Linked DNA regions of Mus musculus: regions 2, 3 and 4 are each linked to region 1. A link is a loop called in an ENCODE intact Hi-C map of the cell type or tissue named here. Cell type or tissue: heart. All regions are shown on one strand.

Evidence for each region. Peaks named below come from ENCODE experiments on the same cell type or tissue, not always from the same donor. Only the 100,000 strongest peaks of a DNase experiment are listed, where the experiment ranks them.
Region 2: it touches region 1 in a loop (2.3-fold over the local background); 5 of 42 quality-filtered maps call a loop at or near these places.
Region 3: a loop joins it to region 1, with 2.6 times the contacts of the local background. A loop is called at or near these places in 11 of 42 quality-filtered maps.
Region 4: it touches region 1 in a loop (2.6-fold over the local background); 17 of 42 quality-filtered maps call a loop at or near these places.

What each region holds. Positions count from the first base shown.
Region 1 is chr7:35,644,036-35,652,035 of GRCm38, reverse strand. It overlaps Pdcd5 (programmed cell death 5), which reads left to right and starts at 4,554. Exons shown (of 6, transcript NM_019746.4): 1 at 4,554-4,730; 2 at 5,855-5,892; 3 at 7,624-7,685. The coding sequence starts at 4,665. In heart, CTCF peaks have their summits at 242 (motif pointing left) and 4,600; DNase peaks (open chromatin) are centred at 2,717 and 4,545; H3K4me3 peaks cover 1,843 bases; H3K27ac peaks cover 1,340 bases.
Region 2 is chr7:35,389,472-35,397,471 of GRCm38, reverse strand. Rhpn2 (rhophilin, Rho GTPase binding protein 2) reads right to left here. Exons shown (of 15, transcript NM_027897.4): 15 at 5,185-6,717. The coding sequence ends at 6,457. Faap24 (Fanconi anemia core complex associated protein 24) reads left to right here and starts at 705. Exons shown (of 4, transcript NM_178643.5): 1 at 705-1,259; 2 at 2,096-2,235; 3 at 2,345-2,497; 4 at 4,381-5,320. The coding sequence starts at 1,154. The coding sequence ends at 4,647. It overlaps Cep89 (centrosomal protein 89), which reads right to left and starts at 409. Exons shown (of 19, transcript NM_028120.3): 1 at 266-409. The coding sequence starts at 304. In heart, a CTCF peak has its summit at 4,342 (motif pointing right); DNase peaks (open chromatin) are centred at 541 and 1,233; H3K4me3 peaks cover 1,753 bases; H3K27ac peaks cover 1,479 bases.
Region 3 is chr7:35,581,425-35,589,424 of GRCm38, reverse strand. Rgs9bp (regulator of G-protein signalling 9 binding protein) reads left to right here and starts at 3,843. Exons shown (of 1, transcript NM_145840.3): 1 at 3,843-8,000. The coding sequence starts at 4,205. The coding sequence ends at 4,918. Ankrd27 (ankyrin repeat domain 27 (VPS9 domain)) reads right to left here and starts at 3,178. Exons shown (of 29, transcript NM_145633.3): 1 at 3,056-3,178. In heart, a CTCF peak has its summit at 6,515 (motif pointing left); DNase peaks (open chromatin) are centred at 3,234 and 3,834; H3K4me3 peaks cover 3,924 bases; H3K27ac peaks cover 3,216 bases; H3K27me3 peaks cover 2,569 bases.
Region 4 is chr7:35,551,822-35,559,821 of GRCm38, reverse strand. It overlaps Nudt19 (nudix (nucleoside diphosphate linked moiety X)-type motif 19), which reads left to right and starts at 3,894. Exons shown (of 3, transcript NM_033080.2): 1 at 3,894-4,668. The coding sequence starts at 4,018. In heart, a CTCF peak has its summit at 5,879 (motif pointing left); DNase peaks (open chromatin) are centred at 3,861 and 4,391; H3K4me3 peaks cover 2,246 bases; H3K27ac peaks cover 2,510 bases.

The sequences.
Region 1 (8,000 bases):
TGTCTCATCAATCATCAATCAAGAAAGTGTCCCATAGACATGCCTACAGGACAATCTGATGAAAGCATTTTCTCAATCGAGAGACCTGCTTTCCAGGGGACAATGGCTTGTAGCAACCTTGTAAAACAAACAAACAAAACCTAACCAGAGCACTACCCATAAATGTAAAATATTATTTTTACACTGTTTTGCATGTCTTTACATTATTTTGCATATATGTACTTGAGTGTGTACATGTGCATGTGGGCGCCCCCCAGAGGACAGAGGGTGGTATTGGATGCCCCAGAACTGGAGTTTTAGAAGGTTGTGAGACTCCTGAGATCCTGAGAACCAAACCTCCGTTCGGTCTGCTACAAGAGCAGGGAGTGCTGCTAACCAGTAAACCATCTCTCTAGTCCTGTAAGCACCACTTTTATACATGTTGGGTGGAGAGCATGTGGTTGGCTTTACTGTAGTGGCCTACAAGCAAACTTGCCATGTCCCCAAACGATGGCCGTGTTGTTGAAGAAACGTTTGTCAATTGGGATCTCAGGCTCTGTCATCACTAATCAACTGCTCACACACTGAGTTTGATGTGGGACGGGAGTCCATTGCTCTGTTTGAAAGCTTATACAGCAAAAACACCAGAAGTAAAGAGGTCAGGGAAGAGCTTAACACACTGCCCTGCCAGGAAGCTTCCTAGCTACAAGAAGTCCCAACCAAGCAATCTAGCGTCCATCTACAGCTGCTGGGGTCGGAGACTGCCCAGCTGGCCCGCCTCTTGCATTCTGCCTTTGTTGGAGACTTTCATGCTGCCAGCCATGACATAACTGATCAGCGGAAACACCATAGCTAAGGCACTGCTGGCAAGCAACCATGAAGGCGTGAACCCTGAGGATGGGAGGTGAGAATCCACAACACAGCATGCAGCAAGGATAGCGCTGAAGCCCCAAATCACCCACCAAGCTGGCTGAGGCTTTCTCAGAGTGAATCCATGCCTCTGGACCCAGAATCCAGCTACAAAGACGGATGAGGGAGATTAAAGCTTTGTCTGTGAGGACATACTGTGTGGCACAAAGCAACAGTTACGGGTCTTCTCGGCTTTGTAGCGTAATGAAGAACTCAGTCTCTTTCGGTAGAGTATGGCTCCCTCTGCTGCTGACAGGAGATGGCCAGGGCTCTGCTGCAGGGGACTTGAGGACAATTAAGCAGAGAAGATGGCTTGCCCAGGGAAAAGGCTGGGAGATAAGCATGACAGAGGGACCAGTGAGTGCTGTAAGCATTGCCCCTGTGGGTGCTGGGATTACTGGCCCACTGCTGTCACATAAGCAGCAAGCAGTGACATCAGTGGCCAACACAAGGAGGCCATGAAATAGCTGTGTATCACCTGTGCTTCTACCAAATGCATCCTTCCATCTCTTCCTTCCTTCCTTCTCCTCTTCTTTCCTGTTTGCGTATGTACAAGCCTATGTGCTCTGTATGTCAATGGCCTCTGAACTGAAACACTCCCTCTGGAAGGGAAGGCTCAGGAGAGTCAGGGCATGCCTCCGCTACTTTTTGTCGGTGATAAAATACCATGCCCCAAAGCAACTTATAAAAGGAAGAGTTTATCGGGGCTTATGGTTCCAGGGGAAGAGTCCAAAATGGCATGTCAGGAGGTGGCTGGAGGAAGAAACACAACGACCGCATCTTCAGCCAGGAATGTGGAACAGAGTCCAGTCAGGAAGCAGATAAGGCTTTTAAAAGCCCACCCCTGCTGCTGATGCACTTCCTCCAGCGAGGATGAACCCCCTAAAGGTTCCATAACCTCCCCAAACTGCACTACCAGTTAGGGACCACGTGTTCAAACACACCCATCAATGGTGCACATTTCTCATTCCAACCACTACAGAAGTAAACAAATGCATCATGTCTGGGAGAATGAAAATTTGGGGGATTCTGGAGGGCTGTTCTCCAGTAAACAGCTGACAGGAGGGAGCCCCAGGGCTGCGACTTTCATGAGCCACAACTGCCCATGGTGGGATGGACTTTTCAAAAAGTCTGCTCTTTGAGTCATTCTTACTCTTAGGAGTAACCCTCACACCCACTCCTGTTGAGAACCTCAGTAAAAACCCTATGGTTCACAAATTTAGATTTTGGTTGGACTCTTATATTGGTCTGTCTTTATGGTTCCCTTTCTGGGCTGATAGACATGTGTATTGTGTCTTCCTAGGGAGCATCTGCCACACAAGACTGTACTTGTGTGTTTGGATATGTGTGCACATGGAGATCAGAGGTTAACAATTGGATGTCTTCCTCAGTCATTCTTCACTGTATTTTTTGAGACAGGGTCTTGAAATGAACCTGAAGAGCGGCACTTTGAACAGACTGTCTGGGTCTGCCTCCCCAGGGTTGGGATGCTAGGCTGTATTCAGATAGGCTTTTGAGGGGAGGAGATATTAATGCAGGTCACCACACTTAGGTGACAGGCACTTTTACTACCTAAACCATTTCCTCAGGTCCAGGTGCTTGTGTTCTGACCTAGTTAATAAACGGTGACATTTACCAAAGTAAGGAGAAGTAGAAGGGACAGCTGATGAAGAAGTCAAGGGTTAACTACGGGTATGTTGAGTTTCAGATGCTATTAGAACTATGGAGAGGTTGACACAGGCATTTGAGAAAGATTAGGAGCTGTAGCTTTGTTGGAGGAGGTGTGGCCTTGGAAGAGGTGTGGCCTTACAGGAGGTGTGGCCTTGGAGGGGTGTGGCCTTGGAGGGGTGTGGCCTTGGAGGAGGTGTGTCACTAGGGCTCTGAATTTTCAAAATAGTAGTTGTCTCAAGACGTGAGATCTTAGCTGCTGTTGCACTGTCATGCCTGCCTGCTCATTACCATACTCCCCACCATGATGGTCACGGACTCTAATTCTCTGGAACTGTGAGCTCCAAATTAAAAGCTTTCTTTTATTAATGGCCTTGGTCATGGTATTGTATCACAGTAGTAGAAAAGCAACTGTCTGGTTTAGGATTTCTATTGCTGTGAAGAGACCCCATGATCACGGCATCTCTTATAAAGGAAGGCATTTGATTGGGGCTGGCTTATAGGTTCTGAAGTTTAGTCCATCATCATCGTGGCAGGGAGCATGGTGTAGTGCAGACAGGCATGGTACAGGAGAGGTCGCTGAGAGTTCTGCATCAATAGGCGAGCAGCAGGGAAAGTAACACTATGGCGTGAGCACACTTGAAACCTCAGAGTCCCAGAAAAACACTTCCTTCCAACCGAGACACACCTACGACAAGGCACACCTCCTAACTGTGCCACTCCCTAAGAGCCTCTGGGGGCCATTTTCTTTCAAACCACCACAGTCCCTAACACAGCAATTCCATCCATAGATACATATTTAAAATAACTGAAGGCAGGATTGCAGGCAGGCATTTGAACACATGCATTGATAGTGGCTTTACTCACACTAAGCAAAAAGTGAACAAGGTTAAACTGATGAATACATCTAATGTGCTTTGTACAGTAAATATGTTCAGCCAGGAAATAATGAAATGGGGGAGGGGAGAGCTTGTTTGGTTGGAGCCAAAGTCTCACTATGTAATGGCAAGCTGGTCTTCAATTCCAGATCCTCCTGCCTCAGACGCCCCTGGATTGGCCGACTTTAAAGGCACACACCCACCAAATCCAATCAAGAATGAAGTTCTGTCTCATGGTACAACATGGATAAAAAACTTGAAGGTGGTATATGATTGGTCAAATATGCCAGCCATAAATAAATAGTGCTTGAATAGGCAATTTTATACAGACAGAACATTGTTTTGTAATGGGAACCAGGGATAATAAATAATTTCTATTTAGTGAGTGGGTGCCAGTTTGTAATGATGAAAAATTTATAGAGAGTAGCCATTGCTCAACAGGGTGGATGTAGGTATATGGGCTAGAGGGATGGCTCAGTGGTTAAAAGTGTGTATTAGTCTTCCAGAGCACCAGAATTCGATTCTCAACCCAATATCAGGTGACTCACAGTTGCTTGGAACTCCAACTCCAGGGGTCCAATGTTTGTCTCCTCAGGCTCACTCATCCCTTACCTCCATATATATATATAATGAAAATGGTTAGATGTATTTGGAAAAATTAAAATACATATACCATAAGCAAGTCACAGGATTGGAGAATTGAGCAGTTTTTTTTTCCACCCACTCCATCCCTTACTGGGACCCTCACTCCAAAATCAGGGTGTGTGTGTGTGTGTGTGTGTGTGTGTGTGTATTGCCATAGTTCACACACACACTCACACACACAGCATCTTCTCAGCAAAGGCCCTTGGGGGTTGGGGTAAAGCAGACAGGGCGTCGACTAAGGAGTTTACACCTTGCAGAACTGCGCCATTGCCAGTCCTAGGAATCATTAGGGTGGGGCGTGTTAACGCGCAGTTCAGAGCCTGGGAACCCACAAGCGCCCTCTTAGAGGTTCTGCCCCTTTTCCCATCGCAGGATCGGTCCTCTGCAAGGCACCCTGGCCGAGGCCCGGCAGCCCCAACTCGGCACTCGACTTTTGATGCCTGAGCATCACTCGCGTCTGCGCAGTCGAAGGCGCCGGGCTCGAGTCTCCGGCCGAAGCGATTCCAACCGAGTGTACCGGAGGGCGGCTGCGGCTGCGCGACCCCCGACGGCCGCTGCGCCTGCGCGACGTGGGACAGCCGCGCCATGGCGGACGAAGAACTTGAGGCGCTGAGGAAGCAGAGGCTGGCCGAGTTGCAGGCCAAGCATGGAGTGAGTGAGCGAGCGGGCGGGCGGGCGAGGTGACGCCCTCGCCCCAGGCACAGGCTCTCGGCGTTTGCTCGTGGGACCCCGGCTTCCGCGTACCCCATGGCAACGTGTGTGTGCCCACGGGGATGGGGGTGTCCCCGGAGGTCACCGCCGCCTCCTCGGCTGCCGTAGGGTCCCGCGTGAGGCTTGTGCGGGTTGGGGTGTGCGCGCCTTCGAGTCACCCCCCACCCCACCCCCCAAGTCTCGGTTTTCGCTGCCGTCGAGCCTCAGGCGATCCTCGCCGGGATTGGGGTGTCCTCGGATTGGGGGGGGTCTTGCCGACCGGAAGCCCGCGCTGTGTAGAGGGGGATCCTCTGAGCTCTGGTGCGGAGGACGCCGCTCTGACAGCGCCTCCCCGGGCGGGAGTCGAACCGCGGACTCCAGAGATGGTGCTCAGCCCCTGCGGTGCCGGCTAGGAGGGAGTAGCGGGTTGTAAACTTGCCTTGGGACAAACGCTAGTGGTGGTGGGTGACCTCAGTGGCAAGCATTTGAGCCTTTGAGCCAGCATCTTTCGTGCCAAGCCAGGGTCTCTTTTTTCCAGTCTTCTCACTGGTTAAAAATAGGGCTCCATGATACCGGGGCCTTTTCAGGAATGTGTGCGTTCTCAAACATTCTTTTAGATTGTGACTTGAGACGCTTGGGAAATGTGGGGCTGGGAGTGGGGGTTAGCCTGGGCCACAGTGCTTACCTAGCATACACAACACCCTCTCTTCCCTGAGTTCCACCCTCAGCCCTTATTTAATAAAACGAACACAACATTGCAAATGGAAACTGACTTATTGATTTTTTTTTTTTTTTTTTTTTTTTTTTTTTGGTGAGGTCCAGTTTCCACCTCGGGAACCTATTATAGCAGAAAGAATATCGAATAAGCCCTTTATTTTTGTTTTCATTTATTTGGTATTTTACTTTATTTTGAATACGGTCTCTGTTTATAGCCCAGGCTGGCCGGTAACTTGAGATTCTTGTGTCTCCTAAGTGCTAACTATGGTGACAAATGTGCCTCACCCCACCTTTCCCTGACCCATGTGTTCTTCTCTCTTCTTTTGAAGTTCCACTCCATTAAAAGGTAAAAATTATTTTTTTTTCAGGATCCTGGTGATGCAGCCCAACAGGAAGCAAAGCAAAGGTAGGGCTGGAACTAGAACTTTCTGGAAGAGTGGTTTCATAGATTGAGCTTTTGGCTTTTATTTAGTAGTTGGAATTGGTCCGTGACTCTTAGTGAATCTCAGAACCTAGTGATTTTCTACTAAGCCTGCTTGAAGGTAATTCCCTTTTTAGTCTGATTCAGTAAATACCCACGGAGTTCCAGTAAGACCTCACTTTGAAGTTCTGCCTAAGCCCAACAGTAAATAACCTCATAGGGATTCTAGACCCAAGGCCTCCCCGTGAGCGGTCCGTGGACACTAACTTACTCTGCTGTTTTACCCCTGCGCGTGGCAGAGCACTTTCACTCAAGTTCAAGCATGCATTTGACGTGACTACTTCACACCCTGCTTTTGCCTCTCCCGTTGTTTGGGGTGTGTTCAGATCTGAGCACTAAGTCCCTTGCTCCCCACTCTCTTTGGCAACCTTCACGGTTAACCCGTTGGAAGTCCACATTCTCAAAGCAGGTTGTTTGGTTTTCCCTCTCTAATCAGGACTCCTCATCTAGGGTCTCTTTTATGCTTTGAGCGCATAAAGCCGGTGGTGGCTCACGCCTCTAACCTCCCTGCTTGGGAAGCAGAGACAGAAGGATCTCAAGTTCAAGGTCTGCCTGGATAGCTTAGCAAGACCCTGTGTTAAAGTGATTATATATATATATGAAAAAAAAAAAAAAAGGCTGGGGCTGTAGCACAGTGGTCGAGCATTTTCTAGCATATGCAGAGCCCTGGGTTCAAGTACTGATAAGGCATAAACAGATTGGTGCGTCTTATGGACCATAGCATCTTAGATTCAGGAACTCTTGAGAAGGTGGCCTAAGGAAATAAATTAAGTCTGGTTCTATGAGCCCTTGATAATAGGCATAACCAGCCCCAGCCGTCCCTTAATTCTGCCAGACCGTATCTGCTACTGTCTTTTGTGTAGTGTGTTCCTCAGAGAGATGTTTTAAGTCTCCTACTTAGAGTAGTGGTACAATCCAGTGGTCCTTCCACTCAGGAGGCTGAGGAAGGAAGTTGAAGAATTTGAGGCCAACCTTGGCTACATAGTGAATTCTGAGCCTGCTTGAGCTCCATAGCTAAATCCTGCCTCCAAAAAGGTTTGAAAGCAGTGTGCCACAGTTCCTACTTGAGTATTCAGGAAGAAGCGATGCTTGCAGAGTTACAATTTCACAGGATCTGGTTCTGCCCCTGCCACAGTGTTTCAGAATCTCCATAAGTCTCTGCGTCCTCCCTAAAGAAAGTCCACTTGTCTGTCTAACTGCCGAGGCTCCACTCAGGCCCGTAGCACGTGTCACACTGGATACTTACTGTTGGTGATGGTTGCTGCCCTGGACTACCACCTCATGAAATAGTGTCCTGCCATTCTCGTAGTTTACATCCACAGCTGGCTCCTGGAAGGCAGAAGCACCTGGCACCATGCAGTCGGAACTAGAGGGGTCTCACGGTGGCTCGCTGGATGGCTCAGGGGGGAGCATTTGCCACCAAGCCTCATGATCTGAGGTCAAGCTTCAGGACCCACATAGTGAAAGGAAAGAACTGACTCCCAAAAATTGTTCTGTGACCTTCAGATGTGCACTGTGGTGTGCCCACCCCAAACTCCAATAAATAAATGAATGAATAAATGTAAAGATTTTTTAAAGAGACATTGAATAAATGTTTTGTGCATTCAGATGCTGACAGCTTAGTTCTAACCTTGTGTGACCTATGTTTCCTTGTAGGGAAGCAGAAATGAGAAACAGTATCTTAGCCCAAGTTCTGGATCAGTCAGCCCGGGCCAGATGTAAGCATCTTCAATTTCTTTTCTTCCCATAAAATTGGCTTGAGGTAATTGGATGTGTAGATACCCACGTGAAGTTACTGCTCTGATCAGAGTGAATGTTTATAAGAAGTATGACATTTATAAATCTGGAGAGAGATTGTTTTACAATTGAAACACCATTCCTTACGAAGGTGCCCCTTGACATTTTTTCAGAAAAGTTTGGAGGGATTGACTCTTGAACAGAGTCAGTCACAGCAGTGTTGCTAGTTGTCATGGTCATGGGAGCTAGGGATTGATTGTATTCTGGGTGTCGGTGTGATGTCTGGAGTTTTCATA
Region 2 (8,000 bases), 250 kb after region 1:
CTCCCTGATAGCGATCCCGCCTCGCTCCTATCTCAGTCTTTAAAACCTGCACATGAAGGCAGGAGAGATGGCTCAGTGGTTAAGAGCATGGTCTGCTCTTCCAGAGGTCCTGAGTTCAATTGCCAGCAACCACATGTTGTCTCACAACCATCTGTAATGGGATCTGACACCTTCTCTTGCTATGCAGGCATACATGCAGATAGATCACTCATATAAATAAATCTTTTTTTTTTTTAACCGCACTCGAAGGCCTGGAACTACTCACGAACTGGCTCCGGCGGTTCCTGCGGAAGCTGAGGAGCATCCTGGCTGAGAGCTGAGGGCTGCGGGTTGAGCCGCCAGGCGCTGGACTAGCTGGAAGGTAGACCCCGCAGCCTGCACAGCTCCCCACAGCCTAGCTCCCGCGGACCCCCGACTTTACAACAAGCATGTCTCACATTGGCTCTGTTTTGAGTCTCAGCCTATCAGAGTCAATTTTACTGCCACCCGTTGCTCTTGACAACCCAGCAAGGCGTCATTCAAATTCCAGCCAGAGAGGAAGCAAGCTGAGACTTCCGTTCGATTATTGGCTATAGTAGACGCCCATCTTTTACCTATCACCCAATAAAACGCTGGCCAGGGCGGTCAGAATTTTAAAGAGGGCTCCCGGGCTGTGGGAACCCGGAAGTGGCAGGGCCTCAGGTGAGGTCCACGGAGATTCTAGACCCCGGCGCAGTGAGCTTCCCTGCCTTTGTAGCCCTGGACAGGAACCGAATAGAAGGACAGGGACCGAATGGAAGAGCCACCGTAAGCGTCCTGTTAGGACACCAGAGCTAAGGGAGGTGCTTACAAAGAGGGACGGAGTCACTCAAACAGAAATCTCCCGGGTTTAGCTCGGGGTAGTGGCGCCCGGCTGTCATTTTAGCACTTGGGCTGCTGAGTTCAAGTCCAGCTGGAGTCAACTATCAGTACAGAGCCAAGCGTGATAAGAAGACCCAGTCTTATTTTGAAAATAAATAATCTCTTGAATTCAGACTTCGGTTGAAGTAGCTCAGTGCCTGAAAATCCACTCTACAGATCCTGTCAAAGAGGTCCCGACTTCGTGTAGAACTGTGTGCAACAGCGCCTGCTCTAGTGAGACCTTGCATTTTCCTCATTTAGACCAAAACCACGGATGGAAAGGAACCCGCCTGATGGGACCGGTCCGGTCCACGTGCCACTAGGACATATTGTGGCTAGTGAAAAATGGCGCGGGTCCCAACTGGCTCAGGAGATGCAAGGTCAGTGAGCTGTCTTCTGTCATACCCCTTTCTTCCCAGCACGTTAAAAGAGAGAGTGAGAGAAATGCTGGGTATGGTGATGTTCCTTTGCAATCCCAGCACTCCTGAGACTGAAGTAGGAGAATCATTGCGTTAGAGACCAGCCTGGGGCTACATAGCAAGTTCAAGGCCAGCTTGGGCTATGAGAACTTGTCTCAAAATAGTTACATAGACTAAAATGAAAGGGGACTGGAGAGAGAGCTCCGTGGTTACGAGGACTGGCTTATCTTACAGAGGATCGTGGTTTAATTCCTAGCACCCACATGGTGGCTCAAGGAGTCAGACTCCTCCCTCTTCTGGCCTTTGGGGGCACTAGGCTTGCACATGTGCACAGACATATGCGAGCAAAACCTACATATAAATCTTTGGGTTTTATTTTATTAAAAAGGAGGTTTAGGACAGGTGGTGGTGGGTCACACCTTTAATCCCAGCACTTGGGAGGCAGAGACCGAAGGATCTCTGAGTTCAAGGCCAGCCTCATCTACAGAGTGAGTTCTAGAACAACCAGGGCTACACAGAGAAACCCTGTCTCAAACCAACAAAAAGCGGGGTGGGGGCTAGAGATGGCTAGATCCCCATCTGTTTTCACTGAGCTGTTCATTACTGCCTGTAATTCCAATTCCAGAAGATTTGATGCCCTCTCATGGCTTCTCAGGGTACCTTCATGCACGAACACACACATACACACATATACACACATTTAAAAAAATGAATCTTCGCACAAAAAGTACATTTCAATTGTTGCTGCCTTGTTAACCTGAAATTTCTAAAAACGAATTTTCTTGTCTGTTTTTTAGGAAAAGTTAGACTCATTTTTGAGGAGGGCCTGGCATCAGCAGATTTTTACCTGTCTAGCAAATCTTGCATTCTCTATGTCACTGAAGCAGATTTGGTGGCCGGACATGGCTACAGAAAAAGACTCGCTCGCTTTAGAAATGTAAGTACCGAGGTGCTAAAATCTAGCATCCCCTCTCTTCAACCGTCCCAAGCGCTGAGTGATAGCTTTCTGAACTGTGTTACCAGAGCTGTGTTCTTCTCTTTTGAAGTCCTCACATCTTCAAGGGATCATAATAGTTGAGAAGACCCAGATGAGTGAACAGTATTTCCCAGCAGTCCAGAAGTTTACTGTGCTAGACCTTGGGATGGTGCTGCTTCCAGTGGCCAGCCAGTCGGAAGCATCCTGCCTCATTATCCACTTGGTAAGTACCAGACTTCTCCTTTATAATATCCCAGAAGTCCAGAAGATGCTCAATTTACCCCAGATCCAGACTTAACCAAAGCTGCCTTTAGTAGCCCTGGCTGTCCTGGAACTCACTTTGTAGACCAGGCTGGCCTCGAACTCAGAGATCCTCCTACCCTTGACTCCCAAGTGCTGGGATTAAAGATGTGCACCTAACTTCAAAATAAACTTTGACACAGGCTCTCACGTAGTTGAGATTGCAGGCGTGTGTCACCACACGGGGCCTTAGGCAGTGCTGAAGGTTGAGCTCAGTACTTACTGCATGCAGAGGCAAACACTCTGCCAGCCAGTGACACCTCCACCTGGTTTACGGAAACTGTTGCACTTAGGACTGAAGGCTGTCAGTCAGAGCTCTGGTTTTGGCCTCCAGGCTGCACTGGTGCCATCACCATTATCCTGCATTTGCACTGGGCAAGATGGCACCGGGCCACTTTGTCCCATTCGCTGTTTAAGTAGCAGCCTTTCTTGGTTTGTTTCTGCGTCCACTCCCCACCCCCGCCTCGACCCACACTGTCCTTGAACTCCTCCTGATCCTCCTGCTTCTGCTTCCCAGGTCCTGGGGATCACAAGCATTTCCGAGACTATGCCTAAGCTCCAGCACTCCTGTGTATAGGCTGCATGCATTGATCTCTTTACAACAAATAAACTAAAACAAACAAACAAAAAACCCTGAGGCTGGGGGATGGCCCAGTGGTTACAACACCTCCTACACAAGAACTGAGGACCTGAGTGTGACACCCCACCCCATCTGAAAATGCTGGACAGGACAACACATACCTGTAATTCTACCCCTAGAGAGAGACAGGCAGATGCCTGTGGCTTGCTAGCCAGCCAGCTGAGCCTGATCAGCCAGCTACAGGCAAAGGAGAGACCCTGTTTCAAACCACGTGGTGCATGGAGACCGAGTGACACGCAAGGTTGACCTCTGGTCTCCATAAGCACGCAATCGATGCTGGCTTCCTTTCCTTTTCCCTGTTCCTGAGTTTTCCAGCTCTTTGCTCTTTATACTTTACCAGGGAGCCTGTTTGCCTTTCGATCCCAGCCTCACTGTATAGTTAGGGTGGCTTGGCACTTTGTAGCCCAGGCTGACTTCTAACTTGCAGTGCTTCCTGAGTACCGGGAGTGTAGGTGCCATGCCCACTGCTCCTGGGAAACGTTTTAAAATCAGTGGCATGGGCTGGCAAGCTCTGCAGAAGATAAAGGCACTTGCCACCTGGGGCTCAATGGAGTTCAATCCCTGGAGCTCATATGGTGGAAGAAGAGAGTCTCTTCCCACAAATTGTCTTCTGACCTCTACATGCATGCTGTGGCACCACGACAAACCCCAATAAAAATTCACAAAAGTCAAATAAAATACATAAATTAGTGTTGGGAGGCAAGATCATGGAACATGCCTACAAGCCCCTGAGAGCCAGGAGGATCATAACTTTGAGGCTATCCTGGGCTACACTATTTATATATAAACTGAATGACATGGAACAACTGTCTTAAGGGGCTAGGGACGTGACACAGTAAACAAGCCACACAGATATTTGGGGGGGGGGGGGGGACAGAGCTCGTGTAAAAAGCCCGCTGGGGAGGTGAAGACAGCAAGATCCTTGGAGTTCACTGGCCTTTCTACCTTGTGGAGCTCTGGGTTTAGTAAGAAAGACCCCCTCTCCAAATAGGGTGGAGAGTAATAGAGGAAGACACCCAATGACCACCTCTGGCCCCCACACCCAGTCATGCACACGTGCACTGCATGTGCACATACATAAACTACACACACTTTTTTTTTTAAAATAAAAACTACCTGTCCACCAGAGGGCGCTCACATCCTTTTCCTTTAATTTTCCCATTCAGGTTCAAGAGCAAACCAGAGAGCCCAGCAAGAACCCTTTCCTCAGGAAAAAGCGCTCCATGCTCTCCGAGCTCTCCCTTGTTCAAACAGTGCAGCAGATCCCAGGGGTTGGGAAAGTTAAGGCCCCCCTTCTGCTCCAGAAGTTTCCGAGCATCCAGCAACTGAGCAACGCTTCCGTCCAAGAACTGGAGGAGGTCGTGGGGCCCGCGGCAGCACAGCAAATCCACACCTTCTTCACCCAGCCTAAGCGACAGCAGCCCCGCAGCTGACTCTGCCTTCAGACTTCAAACTGCAGCGTCTGGTTTCCATATTTAAAAAGAAGGAAAAGTTCCCCTGTCAATGGCAATGGGCTAAAGACAAGGAGAGGACCGATGAGGCTCGCAGTCACCCTGCCTCGGTGTCTGTCTGGGCAGCCACCTGGTGGGGCTTGGGGGTCGCGGGCGGCACTGGCCACTTTCTGCTAAGATGAAGAGGGTCCCCACGGGGATCATCCAGAGACTCATTCCCAGCCGCAGCCAGCTGGAGCAGATTTGTACAAGACTCTCTGCCCTGCCTCTGTCACTGAGAGGCCCTGTGAGGGTCCAGCGCTGAGTAGGGAGTGTCCCCGTTAACCAGTGTCAGGGCCACAGCTCAGGTCTTCTCCACACTCGTCAGGTACCTGTGCTATGGAGTTTCTGCCCGAGTCAACAAACGCCTTTCCTCCCGCATCACCCCTCCCCCCAATCAACACAAGAAAACTATGCTGTGCTTTGGATGACGTGGAAGAAATAATTAGGATGAAATAAAAGCAAAAGAAAAAAGAAAAATTAACTCAAACAATGAACATGACTTTATTTAAATATTTATACAAACAGAGCCCCAGGGATAGCGGGCACACTTTCCTTAAGGCATTTGTGTTCTCCAGATATTGCACAATAGAAAAATATTTAAATCCTTGTTACTTTAAGATCCACAGGCTATATATCCTTAAACTTATCACTTGAACTGTGTCAACCGTGACTCTGTCACAGTGTCATCCAACCTATAGCCCCAAAGTCAAGTTGGTAGATACATCTTACAAAGTCGAGTAGAGGTTTCAACTTGAGTAAGTTTACGTCTTTACCTTGTAAACTGCGAAACTACTACTTAAACCAAGACTCTTAAAATACACAGTTACATACCTCCTACTTTAAACAAAAAGAGCAACGTTTTGAGTATCAAACAGCATATTATCTACCCTGTAGACGGTATCTCCTAACACTGCCACTGTGTTAGCTACTGGTCAGTATGATATAGCTGAGGGGGGCTGATTCTGGAGGAAGGAAAGACAAAATTGGCACTAGACTTCATCTGGGAAAGAACAGTCAAATTATGCAGGGATGACAGAAGATGTGTCATTTCATCTCATGAATTCCCAAGTACTTAAAGCAGCCTGTTTCGGTTTTGTTTGTTTGAGAGAGGGTTTCTCTGTGTAGCCCCAGCTGTCCTGGAACTCACTATGTCGACCAGGCTGGCCTCAAACTCACAGAAATCTTCCAAGCAGCCTGGTTTTAGTTAACACCTCTAACCTGCCTCCACTCAAGAGTCACTTGAACTTAAGAAATCACTACTATACAAATCTAAACACTCGGATATAGTACCAAAGTAGGTGGTCCCAATTCATCTCTCACGGTGCCTGAATATCATAATCACAGCCAAGAAAAACAGTAATAGCAGCTGCTGGGTGGTGGTGGCACACACCTTAATCCCAGCACTTGGGAGGCAGAGGCAGGTGGATCTCAAAGTTCGAGGCCAGCCTGGTCACCAGGGCAACTTCTAAGGCAGGCAGGGCTACACAGAAAATTGTCTTGGAAAACCAAAAAAAACAGCTAAAATATTCAGGCTCTTCTATGCCCTACATTATAGAATAAATAACTGCAGCAATGTGAAAATCCCCATGCGGCTGGGTTTCTCACCAATTTCTAGAGGTCTCTTTTTCATGTTCACAAGCACATCAAAGTTTACAGTCTGAGAAGATGGGGTTGGAGAACAGTCCCATCGCGGCATGGGCGGTTAGGCAGCTGTGGCGACCTCGGTGTGGCCTGTTCTGGCTCCTCCCTTCAGTACAGAGAGCTGTCAGAGTTGAGCAGGCTGAAGGGAGTCGGGAGTTTCTTCTTGTTTTGCGACCTCGCCAGGCCAACCTCGGGGAGGCACAGCGTGCTGGCCGACTTCTGTCTGTTTTTACTAGTGCCCCAACTCAAGAAGGAGAGCTTTTTTGAGATCTTCTTGGTTTTGTCAGCTTTGTCATCATCGTCCATGGACAGGCATATCATGGAGTAAGTTTTCTGCATCCCCACAGAGTAAGTGGCACACTTATTATGCTGTTCATGGGGAAAGAAGAAGAAAAGTGTGAGGCATGACTAGACAGTAATGATGGGCAAATCTGAGACCCAGGATGGTCCAGGTGGCGTTGGGGAGGAAGGAGGAGGAGGAGGAGAACTTCAAGACCAGTCTTGGCTACTCAGTGAGTTGGAGGCCAGCCTGAGTCACAGCAGATGTTGTACTAAGAACCTAAAAGTTGGAGGCTCACACTGTACACGGACGGCATCCTTTCTGAAGGAAGGGTGACAGAGGGTCATCGAGATGGCCCAGTGGGTAAAGATGCTTGCTACAAAGCCTGGTGACCTGAATCCCAGCCTCTGAACCTACCTGATAGAAAGTCATCCTGTGACCTCTGCATGCACACTACAGTACATTCATACACACACACACACACACACACACACACACACACACACCAGGTTGATAGAAATCTAAACCTTGGATGGCTTAAAGAATTATGCCCTGAAAAGCCAGGTCAGAAGAAGTGGCTCAGTAGGTAAAGCATCCATGTGTGGAAGGAGAGAACTGACTCCTACACGTTGTCTCCTGACCACAGAACACACGCCCAGCAAATCAAACTCAGAACTCTGAAAAGCAGGCAGGGGCAGCGTGTGCCACACATCTCACTCCGGATGCCAAGGGAGGGGGGATCGAAGAGCTGTTTGATTTTTAAGACAGGGAACCATAAAGGAAGGTGATTCCCTTTGTGTGCTAGCTGCTTTTATGTCAACTTGACCTAGGCTAGAGCCTTTAGAGAAGAGGGAACCTCCGTTTGAGAAAATAACCTCGTATGTCAACTTGGCCTAGGCTAGAGCCTTTAGAGAAGAGGGAACCTCCGTTTGAGAAAATAACCTCGTAAGATCGGGCGTAGGCAAGCCTACAGGGCATTGATGGGGAAGAGCCCAGCCCAGGGTGGGTGGTGCAATCCCTGGTCTGATGGTCCTGAGGTCTATAAGAAAGCAGGCTGAGAAGGCCAAGGGGAGCAAGCCAGTAAGCAGCGCCCCTCCGTGGCCTCTGCATCAGCTCTTGCCTTCAGGGTCCTGCCCTGTCTAAGTTCCTCCTGTCTTGACTTCCTTTGATGATAAACAGAGCTGTGGACCAAATCAAGCCTTCCCTCCCCAGGTTTCTTTGGTCCTGGCATTTGAGTTGCATCTCCTTTGCCCTCAAAGCTTTTGATGATGAACTGTAATATGGAAGTGTGGACCAAATGAATCCCTTCCTATCCAAGTTGCTTTTTGGTCCTGGTGTTTTATTTCAGCCATAGTAACCTTAGCTAGGACAC
Region 3 (8,000 bases), 63 kb after region 1:
TTCATTGAATTCAATTACTTCCAGATTCTCATGATTCCCCAAGAGAAGCAGAGAATGCAATTTGGGGGGGGACAGAGTCAGAAGGGAATAGCATTCTTCTGGTTTCCCATAGGTGGTTCCATGGGGCAGAGTATGACAGCTGAAGATGCTTCGGATAAAAACCACTTGAGAAACAGGATGTATGTGATGGCGAGATAAACCTGGGGAAGGGCACGTGACACTGGCAAAGCACTCAAACCATCACTCCTCAGCAAGGAGATATGGCCAGAAAGGAAAAGGCCTAGCAGGGGATGGGGGAGACACTGAGATGTGGACCAAAGCAAGGCTAAGGATTCGGGAGGTCGTGAGTTCAGTTCATAAGAAGTCTTAAGAATCCAAGACCAGGGGGCTCCTGACCATCCCTAACAGACCTCCAGTGAAAATTGACAGCACTAGTCAGAACTGCCAAATACCCCTGAACGTGAGTTACCCTGTGAACAAGACAGCCATACGGAGAAAGTCTGAACATTTCAGGAGATAGCATGCACACTGAGGTGTGGTTTTGTGGTCTTCAGCTGTCCTGACAAGCCAGATGAGTCTGGGTAGTCAGGGACCATCTGGGGACTGCGCACAGCCCTGCTCTGCAAAATCCAGCATGGGGAGTCTATGCCTCCCAGAAATGTACTCCCTGCCAAGTACATGCCAGGAACCCTAGACCTGGTTCGGAACCAAAGACCCTAACCAGGCATGCTATCCAAGCAATGAGCAAGGCCCTCTAAGTGATGCAAAGGGAAGGGTAGGGTTGGGAACAAAACGAGAACAGTTTCTAGCCATCTTTTTTTTAATATCAACGGAAGCACAGGGATGTAATCTGTGCTTTCTGGTCCCTAGTCCTTCTGGCCTTGTGATATTTACAGATGGGGCTATATTGTCCATAAACCCCACGTTAGAGCACTCAGCTTTAACACCCGCATTCAGCTCACTTCGAGGCCAAGAGGAAGCAAGAGGACAGCTGTCTCTACCAGGTAGGTGAAGGGTTAATCCCAGACAGCAGCCACACAGGTAAAAATAAACAAAGTGCTCAAAGCTGGTCAAACACGGTGACACTGGTAACTGGTGTTAGGGAGAAACAGGGAGCCAGTTAAGGGGTATGGTCTCTGCTCAGATTGACCCCATCACCCTGCTCCCGGTAGTTGCAGATGGAACAGCCATGCACCCATCTCCCTGCCAGGATCTCAGGCACTCAGAGGGCCAGTAATTATTAGCTCCCTAAGATGGCCAACCTCGTGACACCTTAATCCAGATTCCCCTGAACTGACTCCTCTCTAAGTCTGTCATCTATAATCAGATGGTCACATTCCTTGGCACCCCTTGGAGAGGCAGATGATACTGGACACCAACCTAATGTCACCGGCTAATAACCAGGGAGTGTCCTAACAGCACAAAATCATTGAGCGGCACCCGGACAAATCAATAACAAAAAAGCCTGCAGCAGCTTGGTATGAGGCTAGCACAGTCCAGTAAACACATGGAGGCCCAGTCATGACCTTGACCCCAGGCCCTGTGCAGACACCACTGCTGCTCGCCTAGAACTGCTGTTTGCTGTATGACTCAGGTGAGGCATCAGGGCTGGAGGAGCTCTCCCGAGGTCTAACCCAGGAATACACCTTCAGCCAACTGCAAGACCCTGGCTGCTTTCCCAACAACATCTCCTCTGCCCATTCTCTTCCTCTGCCTCCCAATTGCACACATACCTGTCCTGGTGAACCACACCCAAGTGACCTCTCCAATACTCCTATACAGTATTCCTCTGTCTTTCCTTCTCCCCCCCACCCCCGCCCCGCCAAGCCTCCTCCCCCACCCCCACCCCCCCTTAACAAGCTGAATGATCCATACTTGGTGTTTGGCCATTGTCCATTTTCTAAGCCCCATCATTCCCCATGCCCTACAGCTTCCCAAAGGGATGGGTTCTCCCTCCTTCCACCCATTCGGTCCCCAAACCTAGTCCCCTATCAAAACCCATGGGGGTGGGTGGCTCCTGCGTGGCTGCAATCATCACCCCGCCCTGCCCCAAGAATGGCTAAGTCTCACAATATCCAAATTCTGAATGCAAACCGACAGCTGAGCTGGCTAAAGGAAAGACCCCTGAGTGACAGTAAGTACTGGGGTTCAGGGCCCTAGATCCTGTCGGTTGACACACCACCACGGCCTGCACTGGGGGACTCTGAAAACCCTACTATGTGCTGCTTTCGCTCCGGATCAATGGGAAGTTTACAGTGTTTGATGTAAACAGGAGCATCTCTCCACAGAATGAAACAGAAATCCCAGCCACTGAGAACTCTGTCTGTCCAGTCTCACTAGCCCTCTTATCCCAAGCCTCTCACTCCTAGATGGTGATGTGTCACTTGCTTCCCCTGCCACCCACCCCGCCTTGAGTGTCCAGGTCCCCTGGAGCTGGAGGAGAGGCTGGAGGGGCACCGCCTGGCGCGCGCGCATCTGGGCAGTCCGTTTTCAACCAAGAAACCGAACACACTCTGTGTGGTTGTACGTCTCTGGGTACCTGAGTTTTCCATAAGTCTTCTCTACATACAGGACGAGAGGACCTCGCCACGTGTAAAGCAGGCAGGGATACCCTTTCCACTTTCAGCCCCGGCGGAAACTCAATCAGCTGGCCTAGACCAGGATCTGAACACACAGCCTCCTCCCTCAGTTTGGTCACCGGAAAACCTCCCAGGCCACATGGCCTGGGAGCGACAGCTCTGCCCACTGCCCCAAGTCCCAGCTCCGGGGGACCCAGGCCTGCCGTGGTGCCACAGGAACAGATGCATTCTCCGCGCCGCCTAGGCATCCCTCTGGACCTAGTGGACAACGTGCGCGCCGCGATGCGGACCGCAGAGGAACGGGAGAGCTGGGAGGCTCAGCCCGCCACGGGTCCGGGCCCCTGGGGCCCATCAGCCCAGCCTGGGGCTCCCCTTCAGTGCAGGGAACCCCTCCCCCTTCCTCTCCCAGGCCCCGCCCGACCTCGGCGTTCCCCAGAGTAGGGAGGCGCTGGAGGATACCCGCAGAAGACACTTACTTAAGAGGCTACATAGTTTCACCTCTGTGCTACGACAGCACCTCCCGGACCCTGGGCTGGGACCTGAGTGCCCACCACCCGGGTGCGGTGGCTCCACTCTTCAGCCTACCTCTTTACTCCGCCGTTGGGCGGAACCCTGCTCCAGTCTGTCCAATAAGAGGTCGTTTTAGTCGAGACTGACACGTAAACAGAGCAATCATTAAGTCTAGTTCAGTCGGAGGTGGGGCCCAGGCGACTCCGCGCTTCCTACTCAAGCTAGCCCCGCCCAGAACCAGGGAGTGCGCGTGCCCAGAATTCGAGAGGCGGGACCTAAGGAAGATCTGATATTAGGGGTGGGGTCCAAGCTGGGCCCCTGAAATGGGGTTAGACTGTGATGAAGAAGAGAGCTCCAACTAAGTAACAATCCTACCCGGTCGATCGCCCGTGCTACTGGTGATGCAAACTGGAGGTGCCCAGACTTCCGAGCCACCCTACTCTGTTGCCTACAGGGTCTAGTCCCTTGGTCCTTTCCCTTCACTAGCATGGGCTGCGATAAGCTAAGCATTCTTTCTACCGAGTCTCACTTTTCCTCGTCTGCAAAGTAGGAAAAAAAAAAACCTTGAATTTGTAGGGCGCTAAGGTTCCAGAATTATCATGGTAGGGAGAAGAGGGAAAGCCACACTTGATCTACCTGGGCTGGGCCCCGCCTACCCCTGGCCCGGGGGCGGGGAGGGGGCGGGGGGGGCGGGCGGAGGAAGCCCCGGGCCTGGACTGGTGGCTGGAGGCGTGTCCTAGGAAACTGGATCCTGCTGCCCTTGGCCGGGGCTAAGGCGCGCGGCTCGTCTTGGAGACTTGGGGTCGATCAAGGATGGGGTCTTCACTCTGGGCTTCTCAGGGAGCCGCCGTGAAAAAGAAAGTGGTGCAAAGACACTACGCGTGACCCGGAGCGCGTCTGGGGGAAATGGAGGAGCGGATGGGGAGAAGCTAACCAGACTACCCCAGCCGTGGGGACGCCGGAGGCGCACCTCAAGGGTCCCTGGAGAGCTCTGTTGAGAACAGCGGCGAGGACATGAGGAGCTTTCAGTCCGCCCTGCTCAAGGCTGGCATCAGGGCTGGAGGCGACCTACGACGTTGAAGGTTGCAAGTAGGGTACCGCCGGAGGGCAGCGCCATGGCCAGAGAGGAGTGCAAGGCGCTGCTGGACGCGCTCAACAAGACCACAGCGTGCTACCATCACTTAGTGCTTACTGTGGGCGGCTCCGCGGACACTCAGGACCTACGCGAAGAGCTGCAGAAGACCCGCCAGAAGGCGCGGGAGCTGGCCGTGGCCACCGGCGCCCGGTTGACCGTCGCGCTCCGGGACCGGAGCTTAGCTACCGAGGAGCGCGCGGAGTTTGAGCGGCTCTGGGTGGCCTTTTCAGGCTGCCTGGACCTGCTCGAAGCCGACATGCAGCGCGCACTAGCGCTGGGAGCCACCTTCCCGCTGCACGCGCCGCGCCGGCCACTTGTTCGCACTGGGGTGACGGGCGGCTCCTCTGCTGTAGCTGCGCGCGCCCTGAGCGCCCGCAGCCTGCGGCACGAAGCGGAGAGCGACTTCGATGTCGCCGATCTGCCCCAGTTGGAGCGCGAAGTCCTCCAGGTGGGCGAGATGATTGACGACATGGAAATGAAAGTCAACGTGCCCCGCTGGACTGTACAGGCGCGACAAGCGGCAGGCGCCGAACTCCTGTCCGGTGCCAGTGCCGGCGCGTCCTCAGCCGGTGGCATTTCGGTAGAGGAGCGCGCGGGCCCCTGCGACCCCAGCAAGGCCCTGGCTGCCACCGTTTTCAGCGCCGTGCTGTTGGTGGCTGTGGCCCTCGCCTTATGTGTGGCAAAGCTGAGCTGACTGATATCCAACGGTCGTCCGCTGCCCCTTTTCTTTCCAGGGCATGGGCTTCGGGTTTGAACCGTTAAGGAGAGAGGTAGTGAGCCTGAATGTGTGCATATGAACATGATCCTTTCAAAGCCCACCTCTGCCTGGGCAAAACGTGTTTTGTTTTTTAACATGCTGGCCCAAGAGGAGTTAACAGCACAGGGCGGCCAGGCCATTACCTCTAATGTCTGTAGGAGCTTTACCTCCTATTAATAGAAATCGGTCCACAGTGACCCCAGGTCCCTCTGAGTTTGATGGGTTAAGACGTATGTCCCAAGTTTGGTGCCCTCACGCTGGTTGGTAGCACTCATTCTGTTTTAGACGAGACAATTTTGTTAAGGTGTGGGGTTGTATCAAGCATAGTGGTGGTGGGGGAGGGAGACATTTTGTTCCCTAGACAAGAAACCAGTTGCAGTAAGATGCGCGTGGGTTTTGTTACCTTAATCCTTTGGGGCCTAGGCTTTGGGAGTGTGTACGGATAGAGGCTCGTGCAAAGTGCTTTCTCTGTGATACACTACTGCACTTGGCAGAGCCTGCCTATTAGTCACCAGGAGCTGCAGCTATGAGAGGTTTTTGTGTCGTGACCCCATTTAGGGTCACAGCCAAGAAGGTTGTGGTGTATCCTCTGCACACTTGCTTCAAGAGAAGACCGCTCCATACTCATCCCCGGATGGGGGAGGGACAGGATGGTGCTGCTTTGGGAAGGGCCACACGGCTATGTAAACAGGCACGTTCTCCTTCTCACCGGCTTACTTTATCCCAGAATTAGACCACAGTGTTTGACCCTCCTTTGAGGGAGGGCTGGGGAATCCTCTTTGAAGCTCTTAATCCTATCTATCCCTGGAATTTACTCGATAGCCAATAGGAACGCTAGTTTTCTAGAGAGCTGCCCAACTGTCTGACCCCATGTTACAGGGAAGGGCGATGCTGGTATCACTAGTAACCAGGGGTTGTGAGCCTGGCAGCTGAGTTCAAAATGTAACAGCTTTAATTTGGAATTTAAAGAGCTTTAAACACTCGCATGCGTACACACACACACACACACACACACACACACACACTATCTGAAAGAATGTAAGCACGTTAGTACCAAAGTTGGGTTGCATGTTTGTTTTTGTATAAAGGAAACTGGGCCACAAGCTCATAGATGCCAAGTGAGTCAAGCTTAGAGAACTTTTACATTGTATATGTAGTCTGCTAAATATGAATCTGCATCTGCTTTTTTCTAAAACCCTGGGGACCAGCGAGATGGCTTAAGAGGTAGAAGTATGTACTGTATCGGGACATAGTAGTGCACACTTTTAATCCTTGGAGGTAAAGGCAGGAGGATCTCTGAGTTGGAGGGCAGCCTGGTCTGCATAATATCCGGGACAGCCAGGGCTACACAGAGAGACCCTGTAACACACACACACACACACACACACACACACACACACACACACCACACGTAGGTATTGCACTTGCAGAACATGCAAGTTCTGTTCACAGTATTCATCCACCCACTGCCAGCCAGCAGTTCGCAACTGCCTGTAACTCCAGCTCTAGGAGAGGTCTAGCCCCCTCTTCTGGACACCTCAGGTATTTGTCCCCATGGAGGCACACTATTCACACATGCACATAACCAAAACGGAAACTTTTACATCTATATTCCTGAATAGAGACTGAATTTTAAGATCATAGCTCAAACTGCCAGAACCCTCCACATAAAAGGCAGAAATGGCCCCTGCTTTCCACCGGTAAAGGATGAGATGTGAGAAATGCTCTCTGCCTTCCTGGAGGGGCTTGGGGAAGTGGTACTGAGAAAGCAGATGCATTTAACTTTCAAATGGTTGGTGGGACAAAAGCAAAGATCTGCTTGGCTAGAAATGGGATTTCCTTTTAACCTCTGAAAGTGAGAAAGAGGGGGTGTTACCGCCACTCTTTGCACTCCTTAGCCATTCTTTGGATATTTAATGAGCTGGGTCATTAGATGTCCACCTGTGATGGTTCTTAGATGACTGCAATTCATTGCAATGTTGCAAAAGGTTGACTTAAACTAAACATTCCTCTAGTAGACCTGTGAACCCAGGAAACTCACTGAGATTGAAAATGTTAAACATGAGGTGAAGTCCTTGGTGTTATGATGCTGTCTAAGAAAGCTGCTATAGGACATAGGCAAAGTCACCTCTTGCCTTGTAAAACTGGCTATCTTCTAACTAATATGTCTTCTTGTGTTTGTGAGCTAGCTTGCTGATAGAATCCTGGTTCTATTCATACTTGGATGTTGAGGTAATTCATCTTCTATAGACATTTGGTATGATCTCATACTTGGTATAATTGACAAGAAAAAAAAACCAAAATACATCAGTTAGGCTGGGTTCTGTGCAGGCCTGATACTTCACAATGATACAGGAAGATCACACGTTCAAAATTAGGTTGGTCTGGAGTGTGACTTCAAGGCCATCCTGGGCAACTTAGACTCTATCTCAAAATAAAAGATGAAAAGAGGACTGGGGTTATAGCCTAATGGCGGGGTACTTGCTTAGCGTGCTTGAAGGTTCAGATTCAATCATTATACCCCCCAAAATGTATTAACCAATATTAAGAAGGCAGAACCTCGGGGTGTCAAGGCACCTATCAAGGGAGTGAGCTATGAGTCAGCAGTGAACTGCTAATGACTACAGTAGTCATAATGCAGCAAGAATATGCTCAGATAATTGGTTTTCTAAGACAGAATCTCACTGTGTAGTCCTAGCTGTCCTGGAATTCAGTTTGTAGACCAAGCTGCCCTTGAACTCCTGGGACAACTCCTAGATGCTCCTTCCTCTGCCTCCTGAATGCTAGGATTAAAGGCATATGCTACCCTGCCTTGCTTTGTAGCCCAGACTGGCCTCAAAGTGATGAGCCTCCGTGCCTTGGCCTCTTCAGAATACGCTACTGATGTGGGCCCCCACAGCCATCTGGATGATTTCTGTTTTTATGTATTATAAAAGTTTAATTGCCACAAGGGAAAATACTTAGGGTAGAGTTAAAGCCAGAGCTTTGTGATTCCCCTATGGGTTACAGGATGCTGTGT
Region 4 (8,000 bases), 92 kb after region 1:
CTACATTAGCTCATTTTTAACCTGCCTTACTGGCTCAATGGCTGGGCTCTTCTAAGCCTCCCTTGGCTAGCGTGACCTTACCTTTCTTTACTCCTTGTTCAACACCTGCAAATCTGCCCTTACCTTAGTTGCCCAGTTACCTTGACTCCTAGCTTGTTATGATCATAAAAGGAGAAAGAAATATAAGAATATGTCCTGGTGAGGTGTGAGGTAAGGGGATGTCTTGGCGGGCCCATGTCAAGGCATTCCTTTCCCCCTGAGGGACCAGTCACATGACCGATCAGTATAGTATAGCATAGAGTTTATTTAGGGCATGGGGAGGGGAGTTAAGAGGGTAGTAAAGGCAGAGAAAGGCAGAGAGAAGGAGAGAGTAGAGAAGTAGAGGCCGGCTATGGACATGTGGGGAGAGGGGGGAAAAGGAGGGGGAGAGAGGGGGAGCAAGAGGCAAGGAGCAAGGGAGAGACAAGAGTAAGAGAACGAGAGAGGGGGGGGAGGGGGCAAGCAGCCCCTTTTATAGTGGGCCAGGCCTCCCTGGCAGTTGCCAGGTAACTGGGGAGGAGCATACCTGGCTACTGCCAGGTAACTGTGGGGGTGAAGTCCAGACAGAATACCAACATAGTTCAACACCTCTAAGTCTGCCCTCAGCTCAGTTGCCCAGTTACCTTCTTGCTACCCAAGACACTTTCAGGCCGTCTTTCCATAGGCTGTTTTCCCTTTCCGCCTACATTTTGGAAAAGTTCCCCTGCAGCTCCAAGTCTGTTCCTACTCTTTCCCCCACGTAGCTCAATTCTCCTCCTCTGCCCCCTCCTCTCTCCTAGCCTGTAGAAACCTAAAAGTCTTGTCTATTTCTTTCCACCCAGTCATTGGCCAGTGGCATCTTTGTTGATAGATCAAAAACCAATTGAGGGCAAGGACCTTCAGCAAACACAGTAAGCACAGATACCCCAATTAAATCAAAGGATCAGAACCACTCCTCTACAGAGTGTAACTTCTGTAGAGACACCAGAGCCAACAAATCTCTGATAGCCAGGCTGCCAAATGGAAAAGCCCCATGTGGTAATTCAGTCATGTGACTCATTAAGGAACGGGATCTATTGAGCCCAGTCAGGCCCTGGATGACATGCTAACCCAAGTCTCATAGGGGAGACACGGAGTCAAAGCCACTCAACCAAATTTTCCCAAATTCTTTATCCACAGAAGGGATAACAAATGCTTATTGTTTTAAGTCACGATGGTTTGGAGTAGTTAGTACATGATTAGTTCCCTGAGCTTGGAAGCTTAGCTCTGTATTTGTATCTCTCTTGATGCTGAGGTTCAATTCCTTGCTTCTGTTTGGATTCTTGGCTACAATCCAGAACGCGATTTCATCTCTGGTTTCATGAAGATGGTAATGCGTCACTACAAAGCCTACGGAGCAGACAGCGATGGTGGTGAGCTGGCTTTGGAGATGGTTAAGATTCAGTTTCTGGGTTGGAGCAATGGCTTGTGGTCAAGAGTGCTTGTTGCTTTTACAGAGGACCTGAGTTCAGTTCCTAGAGCCTACTTTGGCAGCTCATAATTTCCTGTGACTTCAGGTCCATGGGTATCAGACACCTCTTTTAGCCTCTGAAGGCACATGGACTTCTGTGCAATTCAAACACTCGAATACACACACACATACACACACAAATAAATGAAAAACCCAGCTTCTTTCTGACTGTGCAGATGCACATTAGGACTCCATAGGCTGATTTTGAACAATCAGATGCATGAGGCCGTCTTGGCCTACACCGTCAGGCACTGTCTCAGAAAACCACAGGCATTACCACAGTAATGCCGTATAGAGGTGCGATATTTGCCTAGCACAGCCAAAGGTGTGGTTATGACCCTCTAGCACTACAAAAATAAATGCATGAGCACCACGTCTGCTGCTTCGCTTTGTACTCCAGGCCTTGGTTGATTTGTTCTAGAGTGGCCAGAATCTGGGAACAAGACTGCTGCTATCAAACCAAACACTAAGGGTCACAAAACCACAGAGCCATTTTAGTGAATGTGCCCTTCCTGAAAAAGTTTAATCTCTTGTGTAACAGGTTAGGCATCTGTAGTAGTAACTTTTTAACCTTATTGGCGTTGGCAAGTATTACACAAGTATACTGACAAAGCTTGCAGTGTCTCACACATAATATTATCACTCTGGGAAGGTCACCAGCCTCTTAAGTCAGAACTTAACTCCTTCCTATCCATTGCTCTGCATAGTCAGTCAAGTACCACATTGTGTTGTCTATTTCCCAAATGCACTTTAAACCAGTCCCCTTTTCCTATTCTATTACCATTCTTTTCATTGAAGCTTTTGTTTCTTGCCTAGTACATTCTATAGCCTCCAGGCCAGGCCCACACATCTGAGTCACTGTACAGTTGTCAGTATGTCCTTTAAAGACACGGGAATCATCCTGTTACCACTTGGAGGAAAGAGGATTTTTTTTTTTTAATGTAGGGGGCTGGTGAGATGGCTGGGGGAAGGGGCAGGAGGCAGGTAATGGCACTTGCAGCTAAACCTGATGACCCAGGACATACATTGTCTTCTGGGCGCCACATGCATTCAATGGCACTTGCATAAGTAAGTAATAAGTGTAAAAAAAAAAGTTCCCATAATGACACCTGGGCTCTATAATAGATTTAGAATAAATTTCAGCTCAAATTTCCCGTGTCAGTGCCAAGAGCATCAGTTTAGACAAGGGTAGTCTGTTGGCTCACAGATAGACGGCGGCGGCAGGTTATCTTACTAAGGGCAGATACTTCTCAACCTGTGGCCCCATTTTCTGTTTCTGGAGATGCAGTAAGTACACAGACAGCTCCATCTTTAGACAGGTTAACATTAAAAATAACCAAAGTCAACTGCAAAATGATGAGGCTGGCACACACCTTTATTAGTCCTAGACTTGGGGAGGCAGAGACAAGCAGATAGATCTCTGTGAGTTCAAGGCTAGCCTGGTCGTCTACATAGCAAGTTCCCAAAAAAGCAAGACTACATAATAATACTTTCTCAAAACTAACAAAAAACATCTCTATAGCCCCAAGAATACAGCCTAACTCATCCGAAACCCTAAAAATATGTGATCAGTTAGGATGGGATTTACAAGAGTTGGTGACTGAGAGAGAGCTGCAAAAAGGGAGACAGAAACAAGCTGTTTCCAAAAAACAAAATAGAAGTGCAAGTCCTCCAGCCACTTAAAAGTTGGAGAGGAAGCCAGGCAGTGGTGGCGCATGTCTTTGATCCCTGCACTTGGGAGGCAGATTTCTGAATTCGAGGCCAGCCTGGTCTACAGAGTGAGTTCCAGGGCGGCCAGGGCTACACAGAGAAACCCTGTCTAAAAACAAAACAAAACAAAACAAGAAACAAAAACAAAAAGAAAAAGAAAAAAGGAAAAAAGGTTGGAGAGGAGGGGGAAGCATTGCTAGTCTAGGATTAAACATCTCCCACGTAGAAAGAGAACTAATCACACTAAGATAATTTTCCCTGATCCTCAGGTGCTCAGGCAATAACAACATCTACAACTTAAGACAGACTACCCCAAGGGACAGGGACTAGCCAAAGACATTCAAACTACAGAGTAGTTAGTCTAACTTGGCATCTGATCCACCCATTCGTTTATTAGCATGGTTCAAGAGAGCTCCAGACACCTTGGAACCTCCTATACAGGCAACAGGCCAGCGTAGGGGACAAAGTCCTAGTCGTTTGCGTTTAGTGGGAAAGGTTCACAACTAGAAATTATTTTCCACTCCACACTGGCACCCGTGCTCCCAGAGGCTGGCTGGTGACTGCAGCAGCTGTGACAGGGCTGTGACAGGGCGAGAATGACCCTGACTGAAGCGCAGGGCATTCGAGGAGGTGCTCTGGCGCGGGAATCACGCTCCTCCCACAAGTAAACCTCCGGAAGCCGCCAGGCCGGATTTTTCAGGCCCTCAACATTTATAGGGCTTCTGGACACCACTCTACGACCCGGCCACTTCCTAAGGGGGATCTGAAGGACGCCGGCCATGAGCAGCTCGAGCAGCTGGCGGCGGGCAGCCACCGTGATGTTGGCAGCAGGCTGGACCCACTCGAGCCCGGCCGGCTTCCGGCTGCTGCTTCTCCAGCGAGCACAAAACCAGCGCTTCTTGCCCGGCGCGCACGTCTTCCCGGGCGGCGTGCTGGACGCGGCCGACAGCTCACCCGACTGGGTGCGTCTGTTCGCGCCTCGGCACACGCCGCCGCGCTTCGGCCTAGGCCCGGAGCCCCCTCGGCAACCCCCCTTCCCCGGGCTGTCCCACGGCGACGCGGACCCCGCGGCGCTGCCCGATGACGTAGCGCTGCGCATCTGTGCCATCCGCGAAGCCTTCGAGGAGGCGGGGGTGCTGCTCCTGCGGCCGCGGGACGCGGCTCCAGCTTCTCAGGAGCCCAGTCAGGCGCTGTCGCCTCCGGCCGGCCTGGCCGAATGGCGCTCGCGCGTGCGCAGTGACCCGCGCTGCTTCCTCCAGCTGTGTGCGCACCTAGACTGCACGCCTGACATCTGGGCGCTGCACGACTGGGGCGGATGGCTCACCCCGTATGGGCGAACCATCCGCCGTTTCGACACCACCTTCTTCCTGTGCTGCCTGCGCGACATTCCGCGCGTGGAGCCCGACGTGGCCGAGGTGGTGGGCTACCAGGTAGGGGTCGCGGGACCCGCCCCCCGGGATGCGCTGAGCCTTACCCCAGACCAAAGGCGCACGTGCGTGACCTTGCTTTAGGCTCTCAAGGACTCAACTCTCACCCTAAGCGGGGGCGCGGCAATGCTCCCAACTGCCTGTTCTGGACACTTCCCAATTCACTTCATGCCCTAAATCGTTTTCATTCGGGTTTCTAGAACACATTATAGGATTTCAGTCATTAACTTTCTTCTTCCTTCTTCATCTCTTCCTGTTTCTCTGTTCCCGTTTCCTTCGTCTTTCGCTTTCTCTCTCCTTTCCCTTTCCATCTTTCTCCTTTTTCTAACCCCTTTCTCTCTCTGCATGCGCACGCGTGGTAGGTGTGTGTGTGTGTGTGTGTGTGTGTGTGTGCGCGCGCGCGAGTTGGTCTGTCTGTCTCCCTCCATCCCTCCCTCCCTTTCTTTTTCGTGTCACTTGCAATGCACCAGGCACAGTTAGTTAGGCTTCAGGCCTAGGACCCGAGGTCTTGAGTGTGCCACCGCTTCAAGTTCATCTTTTATTTATGCAAAAAAATGTTTTCAACTGCCCGTTATTTTCCTTTTTGTAAAATAAACAAAATGACTTATTTTAAGTTGTGTTCTGGTGTGAGAGTATATGCACGTGAGTGCAGGTGCCCATTGATGCCAGAAGTGTCTAATCACCTGGAGCAGGAGTTGAGGAAGGTTGTGAGCTACCTTGAATGGGTGCTGGGCACTGAACTCAGGCCTTCTGCGGGATGCTTCCTCTCCAGATCTCAGTTGAGCCAGTCTCTCGCGCCACTCCCTGTTTCTTGTACCTGCAGTTACACATATGTTGGACAGCTTGGCCTCCCACTGGACCTGGATGCCTCGTTCACTCATTTCAACCTTTTCCTCTCAGTATTCCAATTGAGTAAACTCAATGGCTGTTTTTTTGCTTTTTAATATTTGATTGTGTTTTTTTGAGACAGGGTTTCTCTCTGTAGCCCTGGCTGTCCTGGAACTGACTCTGTAGACCATGCTGACCTTGAACTCAGAGTTCTGACTGCCTCCGTCTCCTAAATGCTATGATTAAAGGCGTGTGCTGCCACACCCAGCTCAATTGTTTAAGTTTGCTTTTTTTTTTTTTAAATGAAATATCAACTGTAAATAGTATTTCTGGAAGCATTATAGCTGCCTGTAACCTCAGTACTAGAGGATCTGACGCCCCCTTCTGGCCCTCATCTGGTGTACAGATTTCTAAGCAGGCAAAAATACATGAATAAAAAGTAACTAACTATAAAGCGAATTTTTTCCTTTTTTTTTTAATTTAATTTTTTTTTGAATTTTTTTCCTTTTTATTTTATTATGTTGATAGTTCCTTTACATCTTTGGACCAATGGAACTGCTGAGAACAGGAGTTTGTCAGTTTGCCATAACCTAGACTTCCTCTCAGGGGCCTCTTGGTACAGATACTTACAGAGCTTCTGTGATGGAGGATGCAGACCTGCCTGCTTCTCTTGAGTCACTCACAAATGCCTTTTTCATCCTTTCCTTGAAGTACTGTCCAAAGCCTGGGTGTGCTTGCCCAGACATTCTCTAAAGCTACTCTGCTAACCCCGTCCACCAGGTGACCACTTAAAGCATAGCTCTCTCTCTCTCTATCCACCCCATCTCCCTTCTGCTAGCACCTGCTGAGATCTATAGCTTTGTGCTCTTAAACTGTAGTAAAAATTGTCCTTGAGCTTCTCTTTGACCCTGTTTTTAACTTCATCATTTTTTAAAAGATTTATTTATTTATTTTATGTATATGAGTACTCTTGCTGTAGCTGTCTTCAGACACACCAGAAGAGGCCATCGGATCCCACTACAGATGGTTGTGAGCCACCATGTGGTTTCTGGGGTTTGAACTCAGGACCTTAGAAAGAGCAGTCAGTGCTCTTTACCACTGAGCCACCTCTCCAGCCCTAAATTTGTCTTTTTAACAAACGATTTTATTTTATGCATGTGCATGCATTTTAGTTATGGACTGCATTTCCCTGCGCTTGACGTCAGCATGCTCTGAAGTTTTTGAGTGCATGTTAGCATTGTTTTTAGGTCGCTGGATGCAGGGTTTTGTTCTATTCTCTTAACTAGTGTTGCACTCTCCCCGGAAGGCAGTTAAGTTATTAGAGATGGACTTTACCCTTTTGAGGTGTGTTTAAAATGGTTTGCAAGTGGGTCCACAGTAGCATTCATCCTTGGGGCTCATTTCCCTGACGTTCTATTCTGTGGTTCTATTCCTGCTCACTTGAGTGGAAAAGCTCCTTACATTCAAAAAAGGCTTTCCCTCTGTCAGGAATATACTGCTGGGGAAAACTAGAAAACGTCTTGGATCCAGGTGAGCATGAAGAATTTAGTCAGCAACCTCCCAGGTAGTTGCTCTTTCCCTGGGCGTCATCAGGCCCAGGTAAGTAGTCAGTAGAGCTGTGGAGTTCAGTTCTGGGTAGAACTTCTCGGCACATGCTCACCAGATACTAAGTGAGCCTTCCAAGTTCTGCTCCAGTCTGCCCCAGTCTGCTCCAGTCTGCCCCAGTCTGCTCCAGTCTGCTCTAGTCAGTAAGACTCCTGGATGCTACTTAGTCTCCCCCAGTGCTCTTGGACTGGGATTGACTTTAAGCAGATAGGTGGGCTCACTTCATTCTATTATATATTTATTTACTTACTTATAGTTAGGCATTTTTGGTGTCTGAAAATAGATTTTTATTGCCAGGCAGTGGTGGCGCAGGCCTTTAATCCCAACACTTGGGAGGTAGAGGCAGGCGGATTTCTGAGTTCAAGGCCAGCCTGGTCTACAGAGTGAGTTCCAGGACAGCCAGGACTACACAGAGAAGCCCTGTCTCGAAAAAACAAAACAAAACAAAACCAAAAAAAAATTAGATTTTATTGAGTTGCTGTGTAACGTGTGGGTTTAGCTCTTGTGACTGAAAGGATTTTTGAATTTTATTTACTAATTATTAATATTTTAATTGGCATTTTATTGTTGTTAAGTGTTGTTATTTATACTTATTATTTGGTTGTTATTGATTATTTTTGTTTAACACGCATGCAGCTGACCAGAAGAGAGCATTGGATCCCCTAGAACTTGAGTTATGGATGGTTGTGAGCTGTCCTGTGTAGATGCTAGGGACCCAACTCTGGCCCTCTGGAAGAGCTGCAACTGCTTTTAACCACTGAGGCAGTTCTCTAGCCTCCGGTTCTTTCTTTCTGAGACAGGACCTCATTATCTTACCCAGGCAGGACTTCAACTCCTGGACTCAAGCAATTTTCCTGCTTCAGCCTCCTGACTAAGCAGGGCGATTGGTACATGGCAGTGTC